Linked DNA regions of Mus musculus: all the other regions are linked to region 5. The links are chromatin loops, found by intact Hi-C in ENCODE. Cell type or tissue: heart. All regions are shown on one strand. Region 1 overlaps Zfp459 (zinc finger protein 459). Region 2 holds the start of Zfp759 (zinc finger protein 759). Region 3 holds the start of Zfp429 (zinc finger protein 429). Region 4 holds the start of Zfp729a (zinc finger protein 729a). Region 5 overlaps Gm10037 (predicted gene 10037). Region 6 holds the start of Zfp738 (zinc finger protein 738).

The links. Hi-C counts contacts between places; a loop is a spot of excess contacts. Peaks named below come from ENCODE experiments on the same cell type or tissue, not always from the same donor. Only the 100,000 strongest peaks of a DNase experiment are listed, where the experiment ranks them.
Region 1: it touches region 5 in a loop (6-fold over the local background); 5 of 42 quality-filtered maps call a loop at or near these places.
Region 2: a loop joins it to region 5, with 2.5 times the contacts of the local background. A loop is called at or near these places in 2 of 42 quality-filtered maps.
Region 3: it touches region 5 in a loop (2.3-fold over the local background); 5 of 42 quality-filtered maps call a loop at or near these places.
Region 4: a loop joins it to region 5, with 9 times the contacts of the local background. A loop is called at or near these places in 16 of 42 quality-filtered maps.
Region 6: a loop joins it to region 5, with 5 times the contacts of the local background. A loop is called at or near these places in 7 of 42 quality-filtered maps.

Annotation. Positions count from the first base shown.
Region 1 is chr13:67,410,756-67,415,755 of GRCm38, forward strand. It overlaps Zfp459 (zinc finger protein 459), which reads right to left. Exons shown (of 4, transcript NM_177811.4): 2 at 3,079-3,205; 3 at 2,353-2,448. The coding sequence starts at 3,202. Among named protein-coding and RNA genes, the nearest start is that of Zfp459, 8.2 kb to the right of the region's middle. In heart, a CTCF peak has its summit at 3,081 (motif pointing right); no DNase peak of the experiment used is centred here.
Region 2 is chr13:67,125,725-67,130,724 of GRCm38, forward strand. It overlaps Zfp759 (zinc finger protein 759), which reads left to right and starts at 2,504. Exons shown (of 4, transcript NM_172392.3): 1 at 2,504-2,590. The coding sequence starts at 2,585. In heart, a CTCF peak has its summit at 2,933; a DNase peak (open chromatin) is centred at 2,557; H3K4me3 peaks cover 1,041 bases; H3K27ac peaks cover 928 bases.
Region 3 is chr13:67,396,945-67,401,944 of GRCm38, forward strand. It overlaps Zfp429 (zinc finger protein 429), which reads right to left and starts at 2,823. Exons shown (of 4, transcript NM_001080941.1): 1 at 2,752-2,823. The coding sequence starts at 2,787. In heart, no CTCF peak of the experiment used is centred here; a DNase peak (open chromatin) is centred at 2,757; H3K4me3 peaks cover 1,610 bases; H3K27ac peaks cover 869 bases.
Region 4 is chr13:67,634,945-67,639,944 of GRCm38, forward strand. Zfp729a (zinc finger protein 729a) reads right to left here and starts at 2,837. Exons shown (of 4, transcript NM_183146.4): 1 at 2,703-2,837. The coding sequence starts at 2,738. In heart, a CTCF peak has its summit at 2,409; a DNase peak (open chromatin) is centred at 2,857; H3K4me3 peaks cover 1,135 bases; H3K27ac peaks cover 874 bases.
Region 5 is chr13:67,841,483-67,846,482 of GRCm38, forward strand. It overlaps Gm10037 (predicted gene 10037), which reads left to right. Exons shown (of 4, transcript NM_001309374.1): 4 at 1,514-1,810. The coding sequence ends at 1,588. Among named protein-coding and RNA genes, the nearest start is that of Gm10037, 13 kb to the left of the region's middle. In heart, CTCF peaks have their summits at 2,855 (motif pointing left), 3,057 and 4,240 (motif pointing left); a DNase peak (open chromatin) is centred at 2,859; H3K4me3 peaks cover 1,130 bases; H3K27ac peaks cover 1,025 bases.
Region 6 is chr13:67,681,465-67,686,464 of GRCm38, forward strand. It overlaps Zfp738 (zinc finger protein 738), which reads right to left and starts at 2,048. Exons shown (of 4, transcript NM_001001187.3): 1 at 1,939-2,048. The coding sequence starts at 1,974. In heart, no CTCF peak of the experiment used is centred here; a DNase peak (open chromatin) is centred at 2,097; H3K4me3 peaks cover 1,112 bases; H3K27ac peaks cover 967 bases.

The DNA.
Region 1 (5,000 bases), 430 kb before region 5:
AGCTAAAGATGTTGAGTTCAGGCAAATCCATGTATTATGTCATTTCTGTGGATGCTGCAGTGAATGACTGAAAAATCCACCTGATGTATGCTGTCTCAGCTATTGTTCTGTTTCTTACACTGGTTCCTCAGGGCCACTGTCTGAGCTCACTTTAGAACTAAGGCAACTAGAAGCTATAGAGTTCCTCTGTTCTCCTGTCTGGGCTCTAGGAGAGATGCCAACGACCTTGCTGAGGTTGCTTTAGTGGTTCTCCACGAAAGTCCATGTCCGCTTCTCAACGCACTCATGCCCAGCACCAAGTTCCCCTTATGGTCTTGTCAAAAGTCTAAACCTAGTAACTCCCTACCACACTTGCCCAAAGGGATCCTTTGGCTGCTGGGACTGAGCTATATAATCTCACTGACCCATTCATACACAATAAGAGCAAAGTAGTGTCAGGATCATCTCTACTGCAGAACATAGGCTACTGAGGTAGCTACCAGGCCAGGGGCTCCACAATGGGAAGAAGCAGGGACCCACGCACGACAGAAGTCTAGCCAGCCTGTAGGTCCAGGACTCAAGCTCACTGTGGAAAAGGGTTGAAGCCAATTTTTCGGTGGGGAGAGTCCTCTAGCTACCCTGCTTGTTTGGGAGATTGAAGATGAAAGTGAGGTTGGGTCCTTTATACAAGGTTTGCGAACCTTATTCCTTTGAGGGTTATGTGTGTGTGTGTGCACGCAAGTTTGTGTATGTTTGAGACTCCACTGTCTTATGGCTGAAGCTGATCTTTGTTTCTGCTCCAACAAGCCCTGATACCCTTCTTTCCTCTCTAGAACTTTCTGAGTTCCTCAGTGGTCTAGTTTTCATTGTTTCTCTCTTTAAATGTCTCTTTCCAAGGTTACAGGTATACTTTGTATGTAAAACTTAGACACTGATCCATAACGGAGCCAATATATCCGTGTCTCATAGAATCAGGATAGTATCCTTAACACTGGGGCCTGTGTAAAAGGAAAATAGACATTGAGTTTCTCAGGCTGTTGCCCACATCTGAAGACACTGAAACAAGTCATGCTTAGGTACATGCCTGGGTTCAGTCTTACAGAGAAACAATGCCATCTGAATACAGAGAATGATTTTATAAATCGTCATATGCTGTTTTAGCTCACTGAAACCCCAGTTCCAGAGGTAGAATATGCCCCACCCACCTCCAGCTCAAGTGTAACTGACTCAGTTTCTCCCACAGCCTCTGTCCTGGGTTAAACTGTCTCCCCAACTCTGTGACAGTTTAGACGGAAAACAACAGGACAGTCCAGGGAGAGATACCACGCACTGGAGAACAGCTAAGAGGTGAACTGTTTCCAGTAGAGGCTGCTGTTATTTACCTCATGGTAGAAAGCTGTGTAGAACAAGAACAACTAACGGAATGCACATTCTTAAAAAGGATAGAAGAGACACATTGCTAAAGTCTCTTAATCATAACTCCAAAATCATAGCTAAATTCTGACATACGCTATAACCATGAACTTAGTGATTATGGTAAGTCTGCATGCTATCTAAATCATAATGACCATGTTGTGTTTTCTATAAACTTTTCCTTGAAACTGTCAAGACCCTATGTGTGCACAGGTCATGTTAATTCATCACATTACCCTCGCTGTGTAGTTTGATGGGGTTCTATTCATGAAGGGTCCTGTCATCCTTCTCTTCCTAAGTCTAATGGTCTGGCCCTGATAAATAACTAGTTGTAAATCTTTGATGAAAAAAAATAGCCTCTGTTAAATTATTGTACCTATAGTTCAAGGAAAATGTATATATACACCTCATATAATAAGTCAATGTTTTGACTCTCCCCTAAGATCAGTGGAGAAAGAACTGCTCAACGTGAGTCTGGTTGTACGGCTTTTATCCAAGTGCTCCCCACCCCAAATTGTTCCAATCAACAGAACTGAATCTGTTGAGTGATCTGGCCCTGCCTGTCTCTGTGTGGTGGAATTGTGGGTTTGACCCAGTCACGCCGCCCTTTGATGTACAGATCTTTCTGGCATGAGCCAGCTCCCAATCCCAGTGGGTAAATGATTATAGCTCTGACCTCCACTGATTGGCATTTCCCTGAGTCTCACTTTATAATGGAGACTCAACAAAATGAAGAGCCATGGAAGTCACTGTAAATACAAGCACTGCTCACTGCTCAGGAAACACAAAGCTGAAGACACTTAAACCACCACAAACATCTGAGACATGTCCTTCTCTGGAAGCAAAGACAAGAGAGAGAGGCCTAAGCCTTTCTTGACAACGACATCATGTTTCAAGGTATATGGGATCTGTTGGATCTTTGCACCTCCACGTTGTTCCGACCTCCTCTTTCCTACCAACCTGGGAACACTGCTTTTACTGCTTGTCTCTCTTCACCAGTAGAGCCTTGTCTTTGCTCCAGAAATGTCACCAGCTGTGGCTTAGAGTCAGCAAGCCCTGTTTGTAGGAAAAGGTAATGAGGTTATATAAGAGTTCATCTACAGGAAATTTATAAGACCCTTCAAGCAACAGTGTTTACAAGGAAAGAGAATTATTTCCTTAGAATGGTTTCTGACAAGATTACCAGAATACATATTGGAACATACAATGTCCAGACTGTAAGTTTCATTTAAAGGGAGAAATATTAAAACTGAATTGTTAGACATTTTAATTAATAAGTGTACTCCAAGCCTCATGCTCTTGCCTTTTTCCTTTTTCTTTTTGAGACAGGGTTTCTCTGTGTAGCCCTGGCTGTCCTGGAACTTGCTCTGTAGACCAGGCTGGCCTCGAACTCAGAAGTTCACCTGCCTCTGCCTCCAAGTTCTGGAATTAAAGGCTTGTGCCACCATGCCCGGCCCTTGAATTTCTAATAGTGAAAGATGTATACTTCTAACACAGAAAGGTTAAACACACAAAGAGAAAATCAATGAAGTAGTTCTTAGCTGTACAACAACCTGACTATTTTTTTTTAAAGAATATGAAAGTTTCTGTTGAAAAGCAAATACGCCCATGAGTCCCGTATTGTACAAAGTGAGGAAGTTACATGTTAATGGTGAGATACAAATTCTCTACAGATGCAGTGCTCACCCAGGAACACAAGGTGGCTGTAATTCTCCAGCATCACATCCCTGTACAGATGCCACTGAGCAGGCTCCAGGCATTCCCACTCTTCTGCAGAGAAATCAACGGCCACATCCCTGAATGACAGCATTTCCTGAAATGAAGACCAGTGAATGATATCACAGCTTAAATTAATTAAAACCACTAAAATCATTTACATACCAAGATGAACTCTGCTGGATAGTTCTCCGGTCAACTTGACACTAGCTAGCATTATTTGAGGAGAGAGAAGAATATTTGAAAAAAATGTCTCCATGAGATTATCCTGTAGCCAGGCCTATGGCATTTTCCTAATTAGTGTTGATAATGAGATATCTACAGTATTGGTGGGACCCCACCGGGGAGGTGTTTCTGTATGGTATAGGAAAGCAGGCTGAGCAAGCCATGGAATACCAGCCAATAAGCAGCATTCCTGTGTGGTCTCTGCGCTGGTTCCTGACTTGAATTCCCTCAGTGATGATCTGTTACCTGAAGATATCAGCTGAAATGAACCTTTTCTTCTTCAAGTTGCCTTTCCTCATGATCTTTATCACAGTGATAGAAACCCTTACACAGGCATCATGTGCCTGTGGACACAAATCTAGATTCTGTGTAAGGATGAAAGAGCTAGACCTGTTTCTCAAATCACTGAGTAATATTCTTCAGACACATCAAAGGTGCTCATATGACCTCACAATGGGCTCATCTTCAAGGGAAAAAAGGTAAAAGAAGCTATAAGACCATATGGGCTCTATACATTGAAGACAAATGAAATGTAAAATAAATACATCCACAGAAGCATCCATTTAATGCCATATGCTTATATTATAAACCATACATATAAACATTTCTATCAACAGAAAGTTCTGGTGAGGGAGAAGGTTCTTGTCAACACTACATATACACAGCCATGAATGTGAAATGATATGAAAATACAGACTTTAATGAGGTGGCTCTGGCTGTTGTCTGGGTTTCTGCATTTGTCCAGAATTCAGTAGCGACACAAAGCACAGTGACAAGGGACAGGAGATGGAGGAGGCAAGGGGTAGAACACTAAAGGAAGAACTCATAGACTAATATTCAAGGTTCTGAACATACCAGGAGACCAGCATGCAAAGGACTAACCATACTGTTTGAGATTTTTAAATAGAACAATCACTCTGCTGTTTCTTTAGCCAAGTTCCTGACATCACTCTGCTCTTTCTTTAGCCATGTTCCCACATCACTCTGCTCTTTCTTTAGCCATGTCCCTGACATCACTCTGCTCTTTCTTTAGCCATGTTCCCACATCACTCTGCTCTTTCTTTAGCCATGTTCCCACATCACTCTGCTCTTTCTTTAGCCATGTTCCCACATCACTCTGCTCTTTCTTTAGCCATGTTCCCACATCACTCTGCTCTTTCTTTAGCCATGTTCCCACATCACTCTGCTCTTTCTTTAGCCATGTTCCCACATCACTCTGCTCTTTCTTTAGCCATGTTCCCACATCACTCTGCTCTTCTTTAGCCATGTTCCCATTCTTCCTATTCTCGGGTGGGTACAGAGCCATGTTTGTGAGCAATGTTCCCTAAAGCATGTTTTTTTGCGCCGTGTATCACAGTGCCGTAGCAGAGAAATACATTTGCTGATGCTAGTTTATTATTTCAAGAATTTGGAATTTCAGGACCCACTTTTCATAATTCCTTGAGTAAAGTCCCAGAATTACCTATAAAATGAGTCATACATTACTTTTCCTTTTTCACTAATTCATGACAACATCAGGAATTCATGTATTAATTTGGTATTTTGTTATAATTGCGTGAGTTGGCTGTGAATTGTTGCATGCCGGCCTGCGGCCTATTTGAAACGGGTACACCTGGGAGGCAGGCTAGGGGCTGAAAGAGACTTAGATGGAGAGAGGTTAATGGAGA
Region 2 (5,000 bases), 720 kb before region 5:
TTGAGAGCCACCATATGCATATTAGAAAACAAACTCATCTTCTATAAAACATTAATTACTTTTGGGGGAGGTTCGAGACAGGGTTTCTCTGTGTAGCCTTGGTTGTCCTGGAACTCACTTTGTAGACCAGGCTGGCCTCGAACTCAGAGATCTGCCTGCCTCTGCCTCCCAAGTGCTGGGACTAAAGGCGTGTGCCACCACGCCCGGCCATTAATTACTTTTAACTACTGAACAATCTCTTTAGCCTGTAAGCACAGATATTCAAGTGATTTCGCTAAACATGACACATACTAGGGATTGTTCCCAAGAGAGAAAATTAAATGATCAAGATGTAAAAAAATTATAGTAGGCAATATATTTAAAATGGTGAACATGGCCTAAACAAACATATTAGTCCTGAGACTCTAGCTCCAGTAGACATTTCCATAACTATGCCTGGGTCCCTAATAGTGTGCTGAATGAGCCTCCTCTTTGATCAAATCTTCAGGTTGTGACTATACCACGGTAGCTACTCCCCCTATTGAATTACACAGGCAAAATGCAAAGAAATGGAGACAGTAGAAGAGTCGTGACTCTATGCTGTATCCTCAAGGATGAGCGCATCTCCTATGAATGACTACTCTCTTAGGTAGGTTTGCATGTAGCAGATACAAATATACATGTACACACATACACACAAGTAGCACAATGTACTTAAGGTTATGACTGACTAGCTTACAGATAAATTCAACTCAGCCTAGGGTTATAGCATTTGGCTTTGGCAATTACTGGAACACAACCACTAATCTACTCTTGTAACTGCCGTCATGGCTACCTTCCCAGTGCTCTACCCCAGATATTTGCTGTTTCTCCTGGCCACAGGCTCATGGTCCATCTGTCCCAGGGCATCTTCATCCTCTTTCCCCATTTCTCCTTGTCCTGGTCTCTCTTTCTTCTCTCTCTTCTCCACCCCCTACCAGGTAACTCAATACCCGCCCTCCACAAATCCCTCCAGTAATTGGCTGTAGCCAATTTGATTTATCCCATAGTTTTAAATCAAGGATGAAGGTTTGTGCCACAGAACCATGTAAATATGAGAAGTCAGCTGTAGTACTAGATCTTGGATACAGAATTTAGCATTACAATACATAGCAACAGACCAGATCTCAACACATAACATATATTGGAAAACTAGCTATGCTCAGAAATACTAACTTTTGTGGTTTCTGTCAATGCCCTTCACTGCAGCATTCAGGAGGAGGACAGACCAGTCATGACACTTGCCAATCAAGTACAGGTACATGTATTGTTCCTTGACTCTAATTTTTCTAATTTGAGGAAGCCGTTCTGCATTCCTGGATAAACATACTCACTGGAAAAGAAGAATTAAATATGGACTCGGCACAGTATCTTCTTTGAAACAGCTTCTTTTTGAATCATTAGGATTCAGGGAAGTAGGAAGTCTTTTCTGTAACAGGGTTTGTAACTTTGACTCAACCATGAACTGCACAAGAATAAACCTTCCCAAGAAGAGACATGAATTCTCAATACTCTATGTTTCCAGTGTAACTCCTTTAATACAGTGATCTCATTAGACAGTATTATGAATATTTCTGATATCTTTGTATTCAAGAAGAAAATATCTCAGTGTTCTGTTTAGGAGAAGTGAGGGAAATTCAAGACAGATAACACTAATGTTCAAATATTGTCAAATATGACCGATGACAGGATCAGTGCAGAGACAGAAAAATCAATAAGGAACATCAAACCTAAGGCAGGGGGAAATCCTATAGTGCACAGTGGATTAAGAGTTAGTACACACGCCGGGCGTGGTGGCGCACACCTTTAATCCCAGCTCTCCGGAGGCAGAGGCAGGCAGATTTCTGATTTCGAGGCCAGCCTGGTCTACAGAGTGAGTTCCAGGACAGCCAGAGAAACCCTATACAGAGAAACCCTGCCTCGAAAAAAAAGAGTTAGTACACACATCATTGTGATCCCAGTAACTCTGTCCCGCCCCTTGGGAGACATACAGAAGAGAAAAACCAGTGGAGTGCTCAGAAAACATCTGCTGGTGACTAGCTTTGATTTCTAATTCTTCTATCTTAAGCGACTAGGATGGTTTCAATAGAATCGTAAAGAGATAATGCTCACTCCTACATTAACTTCCTGCTTCCACATTCTTAAATAAAGCAGATCATGAAAGCATGAATTTTCCATTTGTTAATAAGATTCTATAGTAGGTCGGAGTTTTTAAATCAAAATGTTTTATCAGAGATAACATGGAAACCTGATAGGCGGGATTAATGTGAAAGGTTCAGCTCACAGGCAAACATTTCGTGCCGTGACCAAGGACTGTAAAAGAGCCCAAATTCCCTGTGCATGTCCATGTGCACCTGCTCTCAGTGGACTGTAATCCAGGCAGTGTACAAAACCTCTTCAGTGGGTTCCCGGAAGTCCTTCCAATTGATTTGTGGGAAATGTAGTCCCGGCCCCTGTGACGGCATCAGAAAGTGCTGTCAGCATCAAATTTCCATATTCTTTCGTCAAAGGTCGCTTCTCAAATTTGTGCAGTTGTCCTGTTGAGCGCTGCATTTGGATTTCTGACATGGAGGTTGGTGCAGGGAACAGCACCATCTTGCAGATATGAGGGACTGTGCAGGGTGGCGGGTAGGGCACGGAGAGTGCCGGCTTGGGCTTGTTGTGAGACAGGAAGCTGCTGACCTGGAGATGCTGTGCTGACCTAGGCTGGGTCACTGTCCCTGGGCACAGGTTTGATGAGGAGAACGTTAGAAACTACAGGATGGCAAGGGCAGGCAGGGTCTGCACACTGCCTGTGCCTGCGATGCTGACCAGAGCTCAAGCATGTTTAAAGGGAAACGTGCTCGGCCTAGTTGACCCATTCTCACTGGCTGTAGTCAGATTCTCTGGACATACAGAACACGGGGACATCTACCGCCCCCTATACGTCATGTCCTGGAGACTACTCCTTGTTTGAGTTCACACAGCTTTCTAAAGTTCCTAGTGTCCAGGGACAGAGAGTCCTGTGACGGTGATTGTTGTGTGGGGTGTTAATTACTTTTCCTTTGGAATGAATTGTTAGATTTATGGATGCCTTGGTTAGAGTGGGAATTTCTAATAGACATCTCAGTGACATGATTCCTCACAATACATGGCTGTATAGCCACAGAATAATCTTGTAATTGGTAACATCCCGTGTTTGCACAATCTATGTAATTATGGATTTTACACAGATTAAAAATGACTAGACAGTAATACCTCAACGGTTCTGAGTATGTTTGTGTTCTGAGTATGTGTTCTGTCCAGTATTTGGACTTCTTTTCAGATGTGAGAGATAGATGACTTGGTGTGATGAGAGAAAGATCGCTGGGAGGAGCTGGAAAGTCTGAAAGGGAAGGAGGAAATATCTCTGCTCATCTGCCAGGCTCTGTACATTGTTCTCTTTAATCTGGCAGGATCTGGATATTGTCTCATCATGTGATTTTCTTATGTATGTTCCTATTATTGGCAGTGTTCGAACTCTCTTAAATTTTCCCTGTCCCTCAATGTGACTTTCAGGTTTACTGATGCACCCTTAATAGTTTTAGGAAGAAGTCTTCAAATTTTTCAACTGTATTAGAAAGGCTGCAAGATAAATTTCAAAACCTGTGGCATACTTGGGAACTTATGATTTGCATATAGTAGGTTCCTGTTCATGCAAAATGCATAGTTGTCCTTTTGAAGAGTTAAGAGAATAGTTTAGTCCAGAGCCATTTTTGTAGCCATGATCTGAGAACACAGGTTTAATTAATCCAAATTCCATGCTCCAACATGAAATCTATTTCATGGTTTTACAGAACAAAGAATGTCATTAACCTAAGAAAGCTTAAAATACATTGGTGTAAGTCTGATAGAGGTATGTATATGTACCTTGAGATATGGGAGATATTCTATTCACCTAAGATACCATCTGCTGAGATTTTAGCTTTTGGGTTGATAGAATCTCATGTTCTGCCTAGTCAGTGGATTCTGAGAGGTTTTTATCTATTAACAAGCTGTGTGGTCCACTACATAGTGAGGCAAGGACTGTCCCTGAAGGGAAAATCAGCCCAAGACAGCTAACCCTGAACCTGCAGAATTCCAGGCTCTGCCCCTCAGTGAACTTCCACGTGGGCCATCAGTCTCTGCACACACAGACTCCTTACAAGAGTTTTGCATTCACAACATACACACAGGTTTTCTTTGTGTGTTTGTTTTTTCAGGGTTTCTTCTCCACATCCCCTCCTCCATCTCAGGCGATCTTGCTTATACTGTCCTCAGTCAAACCAAGCTTTAGTGAGCTGGAGATAAACAAGATAAACAAGATTGAGGGACACTGGATCCAGCTAACCAACAGAAACAGGACCCAAATGATTAGATTCAGAAATGAACAGGGAGATTTTACAACAGATACCAAAAACTTCAGACTATCATAAAGGGATATTTTGAAAATCTGTCCAGTGTAATTGGAAAATCTAAAAGACATCACTCATATCTACTTGTTGTAGACAACTTTGTACTGGCTAGTTTTGTCTCAACTTGACACAGGCTGGAGTTATCACAGAGAAAGGAGCTTCAGTTGGGGAAATGCCTCCACGAGATCCAGCTGTAAGGCATTTTCTCAATTAGTGATCGTGGGCAGGGGGGGGGTCCCTTTGTGGGTGGTGCCATCTCTACATCAAGCTGGTAGTCTTGGTTCTATAAGAGAGCAGGCTGAGCAAGCCAGGGGAAGAAAACCAGTAAAGTAGCATCCCTCCATGGCCTCTGCATCAGCTCCTGCTTTCTGACCTGCTTGAGTTCCAGTCCTGACATCCTTTGGTGATCAACAGCACTGTGGAAGTGTAAGCTGAATAAACCCTTTCCTCCCCAACTGCTTCTTGGTCATGATGTTTGTGCAGGAATAGAAACCCTGACTAAGTTGGATTCATTTCTTGATTCATTCTTCTGGCCTGTATCTCGTGAAAGGAGAACTCTGGGTGGGCATC
Region 3 (5,000 bases), 440 kb before region 5:
ATACATAGTCCTCTGGGCTTTGTTAAGTTTCAGTTTTCTGCAGAGCTCTCTCTGATGCAGCCAGAAGCGCTTTGAACAGTAAGAGCTACACACTCATGTGTAGGAGTGCTTTGAACAGTAAGAGCTACACACTCATGTGTAGGAGCGCTTTGAACAGTAAGAGCTACACACTCATGTGTAGGAGCGCTTTGAACAGTAAGAGCTACACACTCATGTGTAGGTCTAAGGAAAAGCAATCAGAATGCAGTGAGATCTTAGGATGCTCTAATAACATGGCATTAGTATGTTCCCCTCTAAGGTTTCAACCTAACAAGTCACCTGCGGCAGCTTCTAAGCATGATGTAACTTCTATTGATGAGGCTTTAAGTCCCATTGGACAGCTTCTGCATAGGTCAGATATTGAGTGGCACTGTGGCATCTTTACGGCTGGAATGACATACAGGACATTGCTGTGGCACACTGGTATAAGAGCTAAGCAGGGCTACTGATTTCTTCTCTCCCTTGGAACCTGGCAAAGCACCTTAAATCTGTATGGATAACTCGTCCCTGTTCAGATCTTCATGTCAGATCCAACTGCAATCCCGTGAGTCTTCTGTCTGAAGTGCAAGGTGATTGCACCCTTGGGAAGAGGGAATAGCTATTGTCACAAGAGTTTATAGGACAACAAAATTATATTTTCTTTAAAGATTGACTGCGCAGAAAATAGTCTTTTGTCTAATGAGCAGCATTCAGCAGCAATAAAGAGGCCAGAACATCTCCAAAATTAACCGGCATAATGAAGCACTTTGGTGAATAGGAGTTTCTCAAGGGAAAAATAAATTGAAAGGTCTTGAAACCTTCTGTACAGCTAGTAGAGAAAGATCCTGTCTTTACGAGTATGAAAAAGCAGATTACACTTTTTTTAATGTTTGCATCACCAAGGCCACGGGAAAACCAGCAATGTGGAGAATGGCAGGAGCCCAGAGCAGAGCAAAGACCAAAACAACTCTCTGTGAGAGAATCAGAGCATGCTCACAATGGAGAATTAACTGCGGGGCTCACTCCCTATGTTGGCCAGCACTGGCTTCCTCCATTCTGCATGGGCAAGTGTCTGCTGTCTTGAGTACAATCTCCTGTGAGACCCTGGGGGTGGAGGTCCGGGGACCTGTAAACAGGATACCGTTTTGTGGGGATTATAGCCAGTACAATTAACAGCAAACATTGCAGGGGAATCAGAGACTTGCAAAATTCACTTTCAATGGGAAAGAAATGCAAATAATGTCTGACCTGAGGCAGGAACAGTTCCACCCATTAACAATTACTACCTATCCTTCCAATAACTGGGAGCTCGATGGTTACATTCCACTCAATGGAAGCCCATCCTAGAGGAAGTCTAGAGCAACAGAAAGGACAGCGCAGATGTTTTAAGAACTCTTGCATCTCCTGTCAGTGACAATCAGAGATAAATTTTCAGAGAGTCGGGCAGATCTAAAGATTAACAGGACATTGATGGGAAGTAAACATGAGAGAGAGGCAAAGAGAACGATGGATTCCTGATCAGGTTCCAAACAATACAGACTCCCCATTCCCTACCAGCCTGTCTATACTACACAGTGCTTAAAATACATACAACACAGATCATGAAGCAGCAACTCCTAGGTTGTGCCAAGTGTCAAAGAGTCTCTGAGTGTGGAGTGAGGATTAAAGACAGGAGAGGCCGAAAAAAGATGCAGAGCCAAGAAATAGACTTGGGAGGACTGCTGGTCAATACCACAGCAGCCTCAAGTTTATTATTCACCGCCCTTTTATACCTCATATTACCATGGGCAGCAAAGCTACAAGATAACAGAAACACTGGCAGAAATATACACAATGTTCATAAACTTCTTCAACAAGTCCAAGCCCTGATAATGTCATGTTGACCGGAACCATTGTGGGCCAAGCGGACATTATCTCTTTTTTTAAAACTCTCAACTGTAAAGTAGGGATGGAGGTCCTTTCAAAAGTTTAGAAAATACAGCCCTCAAGGTGAAACATGATGTGAGCTCGTCTCGATCCCACTCTGCCTTGTAGACATTCCTGCCAGTGTATCCACTCCATGCGTTTCTTCAACCCTAGTCCAAGATTTTCAGTGCATTCAGGCAGATCTGTTGGCAGTGTCCCAGAATTCCCCTAAACGACACCTGTAGTACCTCGGATTTTTCCTCTCTTAATTCTTTACTGGCAGAGAAAAGTGAACACAGTCAGACCTCAAGGCCATTGCTATAAGCTGGCTACAGAGTACACGGGGACCAGAAACCCTTTTACTCTAAAGACACAAAGGACTCTGGCAGCATCCAGGTGAGATGGGGGCAGCCAGGAATGCGCGTTTCCAGCAATGCAGGTCTGTGGGCTCTGGCACTCTCTCAGGAGCAGGTAGTCAGCTCATCACCATTAGTTTGCAATCTAGTCCCCCACTACCAAGCTGCTCCAGTGTACCAGAGAACCAAGGCAGACTCGGGCTGCTCTCGGTGTTCTAAAGGAAACCTTCACTCAGGACACAATCCCAAAAGGCCAGTCCCCTCACTCCAAAACTGCAGCCTCAGCGGTCCCAGCCAGTTCAGCACAGCAAGTCCTGGCAGCTGCTTCCGCCCTCCCACCCAGCCCAGAAGCGCTCCCTCCAAGACAGAGCCCTGCTCTGGCACCCACCCCAGTCTATGCTGCTTCCTTGAACCAACCTCCCTGACACAGACCCCGCACAGAGCCCCAAGCAACGCTGCTGACTGGACCAACCTTCTTGTCAGAGACAACTGGAATAGATAGCCGCATAGGATTTCCGCCCAACTTTGAGGAAGAGGCACAAGTACAAACCTGAAGTCAGAAGGGGATTTCCTGGAAGGCTCCCAGTGGTCACAGCGGTGCGGACTACATCTCCCAGAAGTCTGTGCGAAGGAAATCCCAGAACCCAGGGTGGGTGACTTCTACTGTTTGGAGAGGTACGTGGATGGTAACACAAAGTAGAAGGTTGAAGGAGGAAGCCTTTTCTGCAGAAAAGCTATGGGTAATGCGACCCCATTTGGTTTCGGACCCCAGAACCACATCGGAGATGTACGGATATGAGTCGAGCCTTTGACAGAAACATATGGCTTACAAGTCATTTCTAGTTGTAAGTTTAATATTACTACTTCTTGAAAAAAACAAAAAAACAAAAAACGTTGACTTAGTAGTTCGTTAAAATAACAAAGCAATACACTAACCTACGTGGGAAGGAAACGTAACTTTATAAAAGGATGTTTGAAACCAACCTTGGTGTGCCTGACTATGCTCCTAGCTCCTCAGTAACTTTTGACAAATGGACTTGCGGTACAAAGCTGGCTTGGTTTCTGCCCCAACAAACTTGTATACTGTTGTTTGTGTTTCTACTTTTCGAATATATAGAAATAATTCCTCCAGGGCATTGCTAATATTACATATACAGGAACACATGCTGTTTGAGCAGGCCAAGGAGGTTGACTCTGAAGATAAAATTTGACATTCCCAAGCCACACCCAAGCAAGTGTCTATCTAACATTCCTCTAAATCTCTTGTCCCGAGTTAATGCCCCAGACTCTCAGACATTGGAAAGGAGATCAACAAGCAGCCCAAGGAGGCATTGATTAAAACCAGCTAACAGGCTACCTATGTCCAACAGAGACTACTACTGTTGATCTGTTGGTAGAAAGGTGTCTGTAATAAAAGCAGGTCACACATCCAGTCATTTCTCCAACTTGTTGTATGTAGTTGAGACATAAATGCAAAGGCTTTGAGTTGTACTGTAGAAACAAGAGTATACAGAGCACAAACATTTTAAATTGGTATCCACCCTCACCTGCAACTAGGATTTCTTTCTGAGAGCCCTCAGAAATCAGTGTACATGGGACTGCTCACAAAACAGCCAGGGGATCACATGGAGTCAATGCCTTGGCCATTCCTTAGATCCTGTGAACTAAAGGCAGGTACTAAAACATCAGCTGCAGTGGAGTCTACTCCACTGTGGAACACAGACCCAAAGTAGCCTCTAAGAGTACAGAAGCATAGACTATGGGTGCTGAAATAAACACTGGAACCTTACAGATTAATTCCCATAATGACCTCAACCGAATGGAACCAGTCTCTGCACTCTCACTACTAATTCAATCCTGTGGTTATACTCAGAGAACCTGATAATTTGCTGTATGTAGGTGTATTTGTGCCCCCATGTTTATTGCTCTTTATTCCCAACAGTAAACAACCAGAATCAACATAGATATCCATGAAAATATTAATGGAAAACAATTTGGTAAATATAAATATTTATTACAGAGAGAGAGAGAGAGAGAGAGAGAGATGCTCTTTGGATCTAAGATACTGTAATCACAAATTTTACTAAGAAATGGACTGACATAGTATGTATGATATTGATATTACTTAGTTTTATAAAGGTAAACACTGCATGTTCTTCTAGGTGTTTAATCTAGACAGTACTATATGTATATATGTGAAGAAATTTTCATGTGGGTACAGTATATTGCAGGCATAATGTTATTGTACGCTGTGTAAAGATTATCCTTGTATTATTCAAATCCTGATTTCTCAGCCCCCATATATGGTTGTAATCCAGACATGACATTGTAGTGCTTATTTTAAGTATCTCCCCTCTCAAGTGTGTGCAAACATTATTCCCCACTTATTATCTGACTTGTTAATAAAAGCTGATCAGCCAATGGTTAGGCAAAAGAGAGAATAGGGCGGGACTTCTGTTAGACAAAGGAAGAATAGAGGACAGGCCAGGAGGAAGCAGTCCAGGAGAGACATCATGGAAAAACACCTGAATCCCAGAGAGCAACATCAAAACTAAAATACAAGTATCTCAGGGTTTTTGGGCAGGGAGGTAGCCAGATTACCTTAGAGGATTCGAATAGATTAACTGCCCAGTTATTGTGTTATAAAGCTTATCACATAAACCTTAAATTCTCTATTGGATTCATTTGGGATCTAGCTAGGGATCACTAAAATCTGTCCAC
Region 4 (5,000 bases), 210 kb before region 5:
TGTGACAGACAGTGGTAGATGCAGTTGTCATTTTCCATTGGCAGAGTCAGATGTTCTGAAAACTTTCAGGTAAAGTCAGACAGCCCATGGGGTCAGGACAGAAAATAATAGAGAATAGTCAGAGTACAAAGAAAGGCTAACATTCCCTGCTAGTCAAGCAAGGCAGAGAGAATGCCCCCCACCCTAACTGCTTGCACAGTAAATGTAAGCAAGATCCTGATCTTCAACACAAGTCATTAACAAAAGGATGCTAGCAAAATACTAGATTGGTAAGGTTTTAGGATTAGGAAGATATCAAGTGGATGGATTCTAGTTAGGTCACTGGTGCTCAGAACTGAGAGCAACAGAAGTAATTACTACACCCAATACAGTATGCTTTAAAAGTCTTTTAAATCAAGGGGTCTCAAGTAGCTTAGGCTCCCCTGAGTTGGCTATGAAGGAAAGGATGACTTTGAACTCCAGGATTCCTGATTCCTCCCCCAAAACACAGAGATGAATGACACAATAGGCTTTAGCTCACTTGTCTATCATAGGGCTGATTAATAGAAAATATACGACTATTTGGTGTCTGTAAGTTTATATATGAGCACCCTGCTGTACCCTCTCTATGTTGTAATGAATGTGTTTTGGTGTACAAGGTAGCATGTGATTCCCGACTTCATATACTGTTATATTTTCCCTACCGATTAGCATCATTAACTAGGAAATGTTTATTTATTCTAGATGTGGTTGCAAACTCATTGAAAATTCCAGTAGCTAGGACAAGGTGGTCTGAAGCCCATGCTTCCTGACAGTAGACTTGAATGCTGTAAGTCAGGCTCCAGCTCTGGCTCACAAACACTTGGTTTGACTGAAGAGTGATAATATAAGCAAGATCCCCTGAGATAGGGGAGGGGCTGTGGAGGAGAAATCCTGAAAACAAAAAACAAAAACAAAAAACCAAACAGACAAAAAAACCTGTGTGTATTCTGTGAATGCAAAACTCTTGTAAGGAGTCTGTGGGTGCAGAGTCTGATGGCCCACGTGGAAGTTCACTGAGAGGCAGAGCCTGGAATTCTGCAGGTTTAGGGTTAGCTGTCTTACCTTGGGCTGGTTTTACCTTCAGGGTCAGTCCTTGCCTCACTCTGTAGTCGGCCACACAGCTTGTGACAATAGATAAAAACCTCCCAGAATCCACTGACTAGGCAGAACATGAGCTTCTATCAATCCAAAAGCTAAAATCTCATCAGATGGTATCTTAGACATTGAAAATATCTCCAATGTCTCATAGTGCATGCCTCTATCAGACTCACACCAATGTATTTCAAATTTTCCTTGGTCAATGACATTATTTGTTCTGTACAACCATGAAACTGGTTCCATGTTGGAGTATGGAATTTGGTTTAAACTAAATCTATGTTCTTAGATCATGGCTACTCAAATAGCTGTGGACTAAACAATTCTCTTAGCCCTTTAAGAGGAGAACTGTGCATTTTTACATGAACATAAACCTACTATGTGTAAATCATAAGACCCCAAGAGTGCCACGGCTTTTGAAATTTATATTACAACTTTTCAAAATATTTATTTATTTATTTATATGAGCATTCTTTTGCTGACATACCAGAAGAGAACATCAGATCCAATAATAGACGGTTGGGAGCCAACAAGTGGTTGCTGGAATTAAACTCAGGACCTTTGGAAGAATAGGCATGCTCTTAACCAATAAGCCATCTCTCCTTCCCTATCTTACAGCTTTTCAAATACAGTTGAAAAAATTGGAGAATTCTTTCTAAAACTATTAAGGGTGTGTCACTAAACCTGAATGTCACATTGAGGGACAAAAGAAAATTTAAAAGAGTTCAGACACTGCTGATAACGTGAACTCTAGGAAGAAAAGCACGTGAAGAGACAACAATGTACAGAGTCTGGCAGATTAGAAAGCAATGCACAGAGCCTGGCAGATGAGCAGAGGCATTTCCCCCTTCCCTTTCAGACTTTCCAGTGCCACCCTGTGATCTCTCATCACCCCAAGTCGTCTCTCACATCTGAAAAGGAGTCAAAATTTTGGACACAACACATACTCAGAACTGTTGAGGTATTATTGTCTAGTGATTTTTAATCTTTAGTGTAAAATCCTATTTATTTGGATTGTGCAAACACTGGTTCATACCAACTACAAGATTATTTTGTGGTTTTATAGCCATGTATTGTCGCATTCAGGTCACAAAGGTGTCTATCAGAAAATGTGATTTGAATCAGGGCATCCGTGAGTCTAACAATTCATTCCAAAGGAACAGGAACTAACATCCCACACAACAGTTTGCCCTCCCTCACAGGATTCTTGCTCCTTGGACACTAGGAACTTTAGGAAGCTGTTTGAGCTCAAACCAGGAGTAGTCTCCAGGACATAACATACAGAGGGCGCTACAAGTCCAAGTGCTCTGTATGCCCTGAGAATCTGACTACAGTCACGTGAGAACGGGTCAGCTAGGTAATGATGAGTGCGCTCCCGTCAGCATCTCGGGAACAGGCAGTCAGCAGACCCAGCCTGCCCTTGCCATCCTGTTGTTTTCAACCTTCTCCCCTTCAAACCCGTGCCCAGGCGCAGCGGCCCAGCTTAGGTCAGCACAGCATCTCCAGGTCAGCAGCTTCCTGCCTCTCAACAAGCCCGAGCCAGCTCCCTCCGTGCCCTACCTGCCACCCTGCACAGCCCCTCAGACCTGAAAGAAGGCGCTGGTCCCTGCACCGAACTCCATCTCAGAAATCCAGATGCAGCGCTGAGCAGGACAACTGCATACATTTGAGGAGTGAAGTTTGAAGGAAGAATAAGGAAGTTCGAGTCCGATGGCCCTTTCTAATGACGAAACAGGAACCAGGACTACACTTCCCACAAGTCAGTTGGAAGGACTTACAGGGACCCCACCTAAGATGTCTTGTGCATTGCCTGCCTTGCGGTCCAGCTGTGGGCAGCTGAAGTTGGAAAGAACTAAGCTGCAGCACATGGGCAGCCACAGGGAAAGTGGGCTTTTAAAAAAGTCTTTGGTTACAGCAAGCGATGTTAGCCTGTGAGCTGAGTTTCACAGTAATGTTTATCACATTTCCTTGTTATCTCTGCTAAAACATTGTGAGATTAAAGCTTCGATCTTTCTTTCTTTTTTTTTTTTCCCCTTGGTTTTTTAAAGCACAGATTTACTTATGGAATATTACTACCGAATGGAAAATTCATGCTTTCATTGTTTATTTAAAATATGAAAGCAGGAAGTTAATGTAGGAGTGGGCATTATCTCTTTAATATGCTATCAAAACCATCCCAGGTGCTGAAGACAGAATTAGAAATCAAACTGAGTCACCACGAAGTGTTTTCTGAGCACTTGCTTTCCTCCTCTGAATCTCTCCCAAGAGGAGGGGCAGAGCTCCTTGGATCACAATGGTGTGTGTACTGGCTCTTCAATTTCCCTCTGTGTTTGGTTTGATGTTCCTTATTGATTTTCCTGTCTCCACTGATCCTGTCATCATTCACATTTGATAATACTTGAACATTACTGGTAGCTGCCTTGCACTTCCCTCACTTCTCCTAAACAGAACACCGAGATAGTTCCTCCTGGAATTCAAAGGTATCAGAAATATGTTCATATCACTGTAAAATGAGGTCGATGTATTAAAGAAGTTAGACTGGAAACTTGGAGTATGGAGAATTCCCATCTTTTCGTGGGAAGGTTTATTCCTGTGTAGTTCATGCTTGAGTTAAAGCTACAAATGGCATTACAGAAAAGTCTTCATACTTCCCTGAGGCACAATAATTCAAAGCCAAGCTGTTTCAGAGCAGAGACTGTGCAAAATCCCATTCCAATTTTTCTTCTCTAGGGAGTGTGTTTGCCTAGGGATCAGAACAGATTCCTTAACTTAGAAAAACTAGAGTCAACAAGCAGTACATTCACCTGGACATTTGATTGGCATGTCTGTTTAGAATGAGGTCATGAGTGGTCTGTCATCCCCCTGATGGCTGTAGTGAAGGGCATTGCCAACAACCAGAAGGACTTAACATTTCTGAGCATAGTTAGTTTTCCAATATGTGTATGTGTTGAGGTTTGGTATGTTGCTATGTATTGTAATACTAAATTTTATATCTGAAGGTCTAAGCTTACCATGGACCTCTCACATTTAAAAGGTTCTGTTGTGCAAACCTTGTTCCTTGATTGAAAACTATTAGTTAAATCAAATTTGGTACAGCCTATTACTGGAAGGACTAGAAGTAGGTGGCTTTTGAGTTAGGTGGTATGGGGTGGAGAAGAGAGAGAAGGAAAAGAGGCCAGGAAAAGGAGGAAGAATGGGTGAAGAGGATGAGCTGCCATGGGGGGGGGGTGTACATGGCTGGGAGAAACATTAAGTATCTGAAGTACACCACTGGGAAGGTAGCCAAGAAAGCAGTTAGAGGAAGAGTAAATTAGGGGTTGAACCCCAGTACTTGTCAAAGCCAGATGAAATAACCTCGAGTCTGAACCTCTTTTACTTGTAAGCTAGTTAGGGATAAGCCCTTATGAAAGAAAACATTTAATTGGAACTGGCTTACATTTTCAGAGAGTCAGTTCAATATCATCATGGTAGAAAGCATGGTAAGGTTTAGGCAGAAATGAGAGGTCTACATTTTTATCTGCAGGCAGCAGAAGGGGGTCTGTCTTCTGCATACAGCAAGGAAGAGGCTCTGGGTCACACTGGCCAGACTCAACCACATATATGAGTTATCCAAACAACACCTCCTGACATGCTTCCTGTAGAAAGACTATACCTCAAATCAGGCCATACCTCCTAACAGTACAACTTCCCATGGACCAAGCATATTCAAACTATCAGTGTCTCCTTGTTATACAATAATCAAACCACTAAAGATTAGAATCAGTTCCTCAGGAAATAGACAAGATTATGTTTTCAATAAAAAGATATAGACTGTGATAACTCTAGCTTGTGTCAATTTGACACAAAATCAACCAGTCCGATGGCCATGTAATTCATTACCAGAT
Region 5 (5,000 bases):
TTGCTCAGGGGCAGATGTGGGAGCATGCTGAAGTTGCTCAGGGGCAGTAGTGGGAGCATGCTGAAGTTGCTCAGGGGCAGTAGTGGGAGCATGCTGAAGTTGCTCAGGGGCAGATGTGGGAGCTGCTGAAGTTGCTCAGGGGCAGATGTGGGAGCTGCTGAAGTTGCTCAGGGGCAGATGTGGGAGGTGCTGAAGTTGCTCAGGGGCAGATGTGGGAGCTGCTGAAGTTGCTCAGGGGCAGATGTGGGAGCTGCTGAAGTTGCTCAGGGGCAGATGTGGGAGCTGCTGAAGTTGCTCAGGGGCAGATGTGGGAGCTGCTGAAGTTGCTCAGGGGCAGATGTGGGAGCTGCTGAAGTTGCTCAGGGGCAGATGTGGGAGCTGCTGAAGTTGCTCAGGGGCAGATGTGGGAGCTGCTGAAGTTGCTCAGGGGCAGATGTGGGAGCTGCTGAAGTTGCTCAGGGGCAGATGTGGGAGCTGCTGAAGTTGCTCAGGGGCAGATGTGGGAGCTGCTGAAGTTGCTCAGGGGCAGATGTGGGAGCTGCTGAAGTTGCTCAGGGGCAGATGTGGGAGCTGCTGAAGTTGCTCAGGGGCAGATGTGGGAGGATGCTGAAGTTGCTCAGGGGCAGTAGTGGGAGCATGCTGAAGTTGCTCAGGGGCAGATGTGGGAGCATGCTGAAGTTGCTCAGGGGCAGTAGTGGGAGCATGCTGAAGTTGCTCAGGGGCAGATGTGGGAGCTGCTGAAGTTGCTCAGGGGCAGATGTGGGAGCTGCTGAAGTTGCTCAGGGGCAGATGTGGGAGCTGCTGAAGTTGCTCAGGGGCAGATGTGGGAGCTGCTGAAGTTGCTCAGGGGCAGATGTGGGAGCTGCTGAAGTTGCTCAGGGGCAGATGTGGGAGCTGCTGAAGTTGCTCAGGGGCAGATGTGGGAGCTGCTGAAGTTGCTCAGGGGCAGATGTGGGAGCTGCTGAAGTTGCTCAGGGGCAGATGTGGGAGCTGCTGAAGTTGCTCAGGGGCAGATGTGGGAGCTGCTGAAGTTGCTCAGGGGCAGATGTGGGAGCTGCTGAAGTTGCTCAGGGGCAGATGTGGGAGCTGCTGAAGTTGCTCAGGGGCAGATGTGGGAGCTGCTGAAGTTGCTCAGGGGCAGATGTGGGAGCTGCTGAAGTTGCTCAGGGGCAGATGTGGGAGCTGCTGAAGTTGCTCAGGTGCAGAGAACTCCTGGAACAGACAGAGCAGATGGGAGGATGAATTTCGGTCCTTGGATTTTTAACTTGCAGGAGCAAGGCTTTTGACATCAAAAGGTTAGCTTTAAGAGGATTTAGCCCATGAATCACACCAATTTAGATTTTATCGATGGAATGTCTTTGACTATTTGTATAATTTTTAATATCTTGATTGGATTTCCTTAGCACTGATGACACACCACCACCCTAATTTGATGTGGAAAAGGTAATAGAATAAGAGGTATTTTTTTTTCTGACTTGGAGCAAAGTAATCTTGAAATTATCTTAACTAATAGGTTCTTCAGACTCCTTGCAGGGAATTGTGGGGAAGGAATCCGCAGTGTCACTACAGCCAGAACTGGAATGCCTGATGGTATACAGAGAAGCAAAACTGGCCTGGACACAGTCTCATAACTGTGTGGTTAGAGCTGTTGTATCAACTCTACTGTGCCCAAGAAAGAAGTCCAGGTGCTAAAGACCTTGCCAACTGTGGGCTTTGCTTTATCTCCAGCTAGCTGAGTGAACAAGAGGTGAGATTACAGTGGGCTGCCAGTAGGAAGGAGTGAGCATTAAACTCTGTGGTATTGCTTCGGAGTCTGACTCACAGTCTCTGACCATTTCATAAATTCCTCTGCACAAGAAAGCAGAGGTAACTTTTCTGATGTGTGCCAGGTCACCTTCTCTCTCCCTGTTTTGGGATCTGCTGCCTGTACAGAGCACTACAGTCTATGGAAATTAAAGTAAGGTAAGACCTCAGGTGACACCTGGCATTAGGAATGAGAAGGTGTTGCACTGCTGGCCTAAAATAAGTTTGCATCCTTTTGTATTGTTCTATTTCCTTTAACCACAGGCACAAGAAAGGATTACATTTTGAGCTGGGAGAATCACTGTGGGATTTGGTAATAAAGGGACCTGCTTCTTTGCATTTCATGGAGGTGTTTTGAGAAGAATTTTTGCTGTGACTTTACCACCTGTGATCTAGGAGCCCTGTCGGGAGCCAGTTACCTGCTTCTCTAGCAGAGTAAAACCTTGCCTGCTAGGCCGGGTCAAAACAGAACAGAGTTTGTGGCCTGGCAGAATGTTCTGCAGAGTGGAAGATTTCCTGGCCTACTGATGCATGGAACGATAAGAGGAGATGCACTTGAGGCTCAAGGTGAGGGACTGGACTTCCGATTAACCTTTGTAGAAGGAGCAGGAAGGCTCCCAGAGGATATCTGGATGGGAACAGATATCCTATGGATATGTCAGCCATTGTGTCTGCGAGCTTGTGGTTTTGCTTCCCACGGCACTGTGGGGTATAAAACAGGCTAAACTCATTAAACACGCTGCTGCTGTACTCACTGGACAGTCTTCCCTATCTGTCTCTTGTCTCTTCTTTCCGTCTTTCCTGCAATCATCCTCACTCCTCCCTCAGGGACTGTTTGACAGGAGCAGGCAGTGGCTCCAGCAGAGCCCCACCTAGGAGGAGGGCAGTGATTCCCTACTAGTGTGGTGGCAATCAGTACACAAGTGTGGGACTGAATTTGCTCCCTCGGGAGGTAGATCACTTCCGTAAATTGCCACCGATTTTCCCCCTTGTTCAGATTCTCTTGGTCCTTTTACCAGTAGTTCTGCATTTTCAGTTCCTTGGCTTTAAAAATGAGTCAGTACGTGACAATGTCTCCACCTGCTGGTAATGATGGTTACAACACCATAGCCACACTCCCCCCCCCCCCCCCCCAAACCCTGTTAAGTCAGTAATATTTTCTAAGAAGCGTCAGAGCTTCAGTAATGTCAAGTAGCGTTGAATTCAAGTTTCCCTGCGGGACCCACTACAGATGCGACACTTTGCTTCAGCGAATACTATGCGGGTCTGCTCTGGGCGACTGGGAAGCTCCAGGTTGCTGTCGTTCTACCCTACCCGCCCCCCCCCCCCCGCCCGCCCGCCCCCCTCCCCCCACCACCGCCACCTTGAGCAGGGTGGCTTAGACCTTGTTTGCCTCACTCCCTAGTTCACCTAGGGTGGAGTCTTCTGACCTTTGTCAAGTCTTTTGTCTGCAAGAAGCTACCTGCTGAGCAGCTGAGCTTGTTTTCCTGACAGATCCTGACAAAGCGACTCAACGAGATCCTGGCATAGTGGGGGATGGGTTCTCTCCCCTTTAAAAATCAGACCCTAGAATTAAAGTTGAGCCTTGATCAGAGAATTTTGTCTTGACCTGTTATTTCTCTCGCCGCCTTTCCCATCCAATCCAGCTTTCCTTTCAGGAGCTTAGTAACCTGTGGCCGCTGGCGGCTAGAGTTGCACAGTACTCGGAACTCAGAGGTGCCCCTCTCAGAAAGATACCATGGGGTCCCCAGACTTCTAGAGACGGTGGTGTGGGCCCCTAGCCCCCACGGTTTAGTGAAAGTGACCTTTTTACATTATGCATGTTTTCTTTGAAATGAGCATTGCCTCTCATCACTCCCCAGAGGGCAAATTCTTCACCCAATGCCTCCGGGTAACCTAAAGGGGATGATTCGATGGCTAAAGAAACATTGTTTCTAAAAATAATTATCTCCTTTTGTTTTTTCAACTTAATTTTATTTTTTTAATTCAGCTATGTGCCTTGCCATGGTTTTTGAAGTTTGACTCATCCCACTTACTGTGACCAGTCGTACTAGGATACTCTAAAGATGCTTTACTGCTTGTCCTTTTGCTTTATTGGGGATGAACTCAAGTCTTCAAGAATGTTAGGCAAGCCCGTTTCCACTAGGCCACACTTGCATCCCTGTCAGAAGAGTCAGAAGATTCTGATAGATGTATTTCGATTATCTTGGAAACTTCAGTTCTACCTGGTTGCTCCCTTATCTTCACTCTGCCATTTTACAGCTTTGAGTTCTTTCCCAGGGCCATAAGAATACTGTGTCCCCTGGGGGCTGAAGAGATGGCTCAGTGGTTAAGAGCATTGTCTGCTCTTCCGAAGGTCCTGAGTTCAATTCCCAGCAACCACATGATGGCTCACAACCATCTGTAATGAGATCTGGCGCCCTCTTCTGGTGTGTCTGAAGGCAGCTACAGGGTACTTACATATAATAAATAAATAAATAAATAAATAAATCTTTAAAAAAGAGAGAAAGAAAGAATACTGTGTCCCTGACTTCTCCTCAGCCATACTCAGTACTGTCAAACATAAGAAAGGACACAAAGTCCCATTTTCTGTGCAGTATCTTTGGAGATATGTATATGGCTCTGTGGACCACTCGAGTATCTCCTGTTCGGCTCGAAAGGGGAAAAAAATCACGTTACTAGGAAAAGGGGCTGAACAGGATATGGGAAGAGGGTCTTTCCTCATGTGTGATGGAGCACATTCCATCAATGTGCTCACTGATTAAGATATTGGCTGCCCAGGAGGTGCACATCTGTACTGCTAGTACTTGGGTGATGGAAGCAGGAGGGTCAAGGGGTTAAAACCAGTCCTGAGCAACACAACAAGTCACTGAGTTAGAACCAGGCTTCAGATGTATAAGACACCATGTCAAAAAAAAAAAAAAAAAAAAAAAAAAAAAGACAGAACAACACAGTTTAGAATTTGGGGAAACAGAAACTCAGCGTTTCTGGGCTCATCTCTGAAGAAGCATTATTTTATGATAGCTGTCCATCTTGATTTCAAATAGCTCTTTGTCCCTGACCCAAGCTCCAGGAAGAAAGGTTCTCAGGAATCCCACCTGAGCAACTCTAACCCAGAAATATGCAGCTGTGACCATCAACTTGTGATATGATATTACTATTTTTTTTTTGGCTTTGGTAACTTGCTCATACAGATG
Region 6 (5,000 bases), 160 kb before region 5:
TAAGACAGCAGTCCAGTCCAATTACAAAACATCAAGCATGAATCAGGACACATAGCAAGATCCAACAGAAAGCACAAGGAACCACTGAATTCATATGAATCAGTAGAAGCAGCCAAAATCCCACAGAAGTTCTTTGGTGCATTTCTCTCTATGTAGTGAAGACCAGCAGAGCTTTGCAGGTCCTATCAATGCAGAAGCATCCTCTCATTGTCTGTGGGGTGCTATTTATCTTCTTTCTAAATATCACCCACGTTCTCAAGCATCTGCTCTCAGCAAAACATCACATGCCCTCTGACGAGACAGCTTCCAGCAAAACATTACGTGACACAACTGAATTTAAAGAAACTAGAAACTTGCACTTCATCTTCCTGAGTGACTTAGCCCAGAACCAAAAGGATATGCATAATATATACTCACTTATAAGTGGATATTAGCTACGAAGATATCCATGATACAATCAACAGACCCAGACACACTAAATAAAAAGGAGGGCCCAATGGAGGATGCTTGATTCTCACTCTTCCTGAGTGTACAATCATGAAACTGATTCCATGTTAGAGTATGGAATTTGGTTTAAACTAAATCTATGTCCTCAGATCATGGCTACTCAAATTGCTCTGTACTAAACTATTCTCTTAACCTTTCAAGAGGAGAACTGTGCATTTTTGAATGATCATAAACATACTATGTGTAAACCATAAGACCGAAAGTATTTTTCTTTCTTTCTTTCTTTCTTTCTTTCTTTCTTTCTTTCTTTCTTTCTTTCTTTCTTTTCTTTCTTTGAGCATTCTTTTGCTGACACACCAGAAGAGAACATCAGATCCAATTATAGATAGTCGGGAGCCACCAAGTGGTTGCTGGGAATTAAACTCAGGACCTTTGGAAGAACAGCCAGATATCTTAACCACTGAGCCATCTCTCCAGTTCTATCTTACAGCTTTTCAAATACAGTTGAAAAACTTGGGAGAATTTTTTCTAAAACTATTAAGAAGGGTGTGTCAGTAAACATGAATGTCACATTAAGGGATAAAGGAAAATTTAAGAGAGTTCAGACAATGCTGATAACATGAACACAAAGAAGAAAAGCAAGTGAAGAGACAACAATGTACAGACTCTGGCAGATTAGAGAGCAATGTACAGATCCTTGCAGATTAGAGTGCAATGTACAGAGCCTGGAAGATGAGCAGAGCCATTTCCCCCTTCCCTTTCAGACTTTCTAGCCCCCCCTGCCATTTCTCATCACACCAAGTCAAGTCTCTCACATCTGAAAAGGAGTCAAAATTTTGGACACAACACATACTCAGAATTGTTGAGGTATTATTGTCTAGTGATTTTTAATCTTTAGTGTAAAATCCTATTTATTTGGATTGTGCAAACACTGGTTCATACCAACTACAAGATTATTTTGTGGTTTTATATCCATGTATTGTCGCATTCAGGTCACAAAGGTGTCTATTAGAAAATCTTATTTGAATCAGGGCATCCGTGAGTCTAACAATTCGTTCCAAAGGAACAGGAACTAACATCCCACACAACAGTTTGCCCTCCCTCACAGGATTCTTGCTCCTTGGACACTAGGAACTTTAGGAAGCTGTTTGAGCACAAACCAGGAGTGGTGTCCAAGACATAACGTATAGAGGGTGCTACATGTCAAGTGCTCTGTATGTCCTGAGAATCTGACTACAGTCACGTGAGAACGGGCCAGCTAGGTAATGATGAGTGCGCTCTTGTCAGCATCTCAGGAACAGGCAGGCAGCTGACCCAGCCTGCCCTTGCCATCCTGTTGTTTTCAGTCTTTTCCCCTTCAAACCCGTGCCCAGGCGCAGCGGCCCAGCCTAGGTCAGCACAGCATCTCCAGGTCAGCAGCTTCTTGCCTCTCAATAAGCCCGAGCCAGCTCCCTCCGTGCCCTACCTGCCACCCTGCACAGCCCCTCAGACCTGAAAGATGGCGCTGCTCCCTGCACCAACCTCCATGTCAGAAATCCAGATGTAGTGCTGAGGACAACTGCATACATTTGAGGAGTGAAGTTTGAAGAAAGACTAAGGAAGCTCGATTCCGAGGGCCCTTTCTGATGACCTCACAAGGGACGGGACTACACTTCCCACAAGTCAGTTGGAAGGACTTACAGGGACCCACAGAAGAGGTCTTGTGCATTGCCTGCCTTGCAGCCCAGCTCTGGGCAGCTGAAGTTAGAAAAAAACAGGCTGCAGCATGTGGGCAGCCACAGGGAAATTGGGCTTTAAAAAAAGTCTTTGGTCACAGCACGCGATGTTAGCCTGTGAGCTGAGTTTCACAGTAATGTTTATCGCATTTCCTTGTTATCTCTTCTAAAACATTGTGAGTTTAAAGCTCGGATCTTTTTTGTTGTTATTGTTGTTTTTGGTTTTTTAAAAAGCACATCTCTACTTATTAGCATCTTACTACGGAGTGGAAAATTAATGCTTTCATGGTTTACTTAAAATATGAAAAAGGAAGATAATGTAAGAGTGGGCATTATCTCTTTAAGATGTTATCGAAACCATCCCAGGTACTTAAGACAGAATTAGAAATCAAAGTGAGTCACCACCAAGTATTTTCTGAGCACTTGCTTTCCTCCTCTGAATCTCTCCCAAGAGGAGGGGCACAGCTCCTAGGATCACAATGGTGTGTGTACTGGCTCTTCAATTTCCCTCTGTGTTTGGTTTGATGTTCTTTATTGATTTTCCTGTCTCCACTGATCCTGTCATCATTCACATTTGATAATACTTGAACATTACTGGTAGCTGCCTTGTACTTCCCTCACTTCTCCTAAGCAGAACACTGAGATCGTTCCTCCTGGAATATAAAGGTATCAGAAATATGTTCATATCACTGTAAAACGAGGTCGATGTATTAAAGAAGTTAGACTGGAAACTTGGAGTATTGAGAATTCCCATCTTTTCGTGGGAAGGTTTATTCCTGTGTAGTTCATGCTTGAGTTAAAGCTACAAATGGCATTACAGAAAAGATTTCATACTTCCCTGAGGCACAATAATTCAAAAGCAAGCTGTTTCAGAGCAGAGACTGTGCGAAATCCCTAAGTAATAAAAGGATTGTCTCTGAATCCTTTGGGTGAGAGCAAGGATTTAAGGTAAACTTCCTTTAAGAAGCATTAGTTAATAAAATACTTTCCACTTAGGAAACAATATACACTGAAAGATTAAAACTCTTGGCTTCAAGTATAGAAGCAGAAACAATAAAAATTTTTCTTACATAAGGTAAAGTTACATTAGCCATACCTAGAGGCAAAATTTTCTAGTGATTACAGTTCACCTGAAGCAAAACTCTTTGAATTTAAGCATTATTTTAAACATCTGAATAGATCTGCAACACTGTTAAAAAGAAATTTTCTTGGACACAGGGAAAAACTTTCTCAGGCACTGTTTGCAAAACACAAGAAGGCCACAAGCCGCTCTGGGGCTGCCCAGAGCCCTGCATTGACTCAAAGGTAAAATACTTTTTTTAATCTGAGCATCTTGGCCCTCCTGTAATAAGGACCAATTCTAGAGGAACAATGTAACCGTCTACGCCTCTAAAGTTTGATACTCTTTCTTAAGATGACTTACAGTTAAAATGTTCTTCACAACTTTAGTGTTGTGAAAAAATTGCCCGTACTGCAGTTTCCTGCCAGGCAGCAACTATAGCCAAAGTGATTGTCTAATCTATTCACAAAGACAAACATAACTAGATAACTCTGTCACAGTTTTGTATGAAGTGAGCTGTATTAGTGCTTTCAAAAGATGATTACTCTTGTAATAATCTTAATTAACAATATATGGGTGAGTAGAAAATCTTAAATTTGCAATGAAACTGCAGGCTGAAGTCAGTGGAACTCTGGCAGTTTTAACCATAATTTTTAAGTTTCTTGTGCAAGGTTAGGATAATACCTACAACCTTGGGAAAGCAAAACCCAAGTTTAAAACAATTTATCATCTTTAAAATCAATATTAGAAGCATTACTATCCCATTACGAAGTTTGGATGCCAATTAATACTTATGAATACCTATTAAAGCAAGCTTTACTGCTTTAATAAAGAGGCATTGTTTTAGATCTTATCTTAAATTTTACTATTTAGGATAGGAACCACATTAATTATTATCTAAACTAGAAATATCTTTAGAAACCCAGCCTCTTGGCCTGCTTTATGCCACGTGTCGGAAGGACTCTAAACTTGAGTTATCAAATTTAACACTAACCATCTATAGCAATGTAACAATTATTAATCTTAACCAACAACTTATGAGCTGGATGTGAAAACATGCAGAGCACATTATCAATAAAAAAGAACCAAATGAAGCAGTTACATTTAGACCAATCAGAGAATATTAATTTTTCTAGCTACAATCATAGAATAAAAGGCACTTTACCATTCTCAAACACATTAGTCAGAAACCATTTATCAGCTTTTTTACTCCGAAACTAAGAGGCTGTGCACTCGCCCTTATTTCCTAAAACGAACAGTTTTTCCAGCAGGGGCCCTCCTGCCACGTGTCTGATTCCTGGCTGAAACACGTGGCAGCTCTCGGCTTTGCAGATAAAGTTTTTTATACCATCTTTATTATCCAACATAAAACATAGAACATTCATTCATACAGACTGGACACGAACATACATGAATTGAACACGAGAACAGATTGGTGCACCAGACATTAGACAAGACACAAAAGGGAACAGAGTACTCCTGCTATAAGGCCCAGAGAGAAATTTCTCTCTGCTTTTTGGAACATTTTCCTCCCTCATGATGCAGTTTTTATTAACTGCGGCAATCCGCCTGATTATTAATTTCCTTTTAATAAACCCTTTCTTTTCTCACGCCTAATGTAGCTTCGGAGAGCCACGGCCTACCGCCTGTTACCCAGCTCCTCTTAAGCTTCACTGCTGAACCTAAGTGAACCAGCGCTCGGGTTTAACGCTGTCTCAGCTTAGCCCATACCTTCTCCGGTATGAATTTCCTTTATCCTTTAATTATTTCATGGAGCT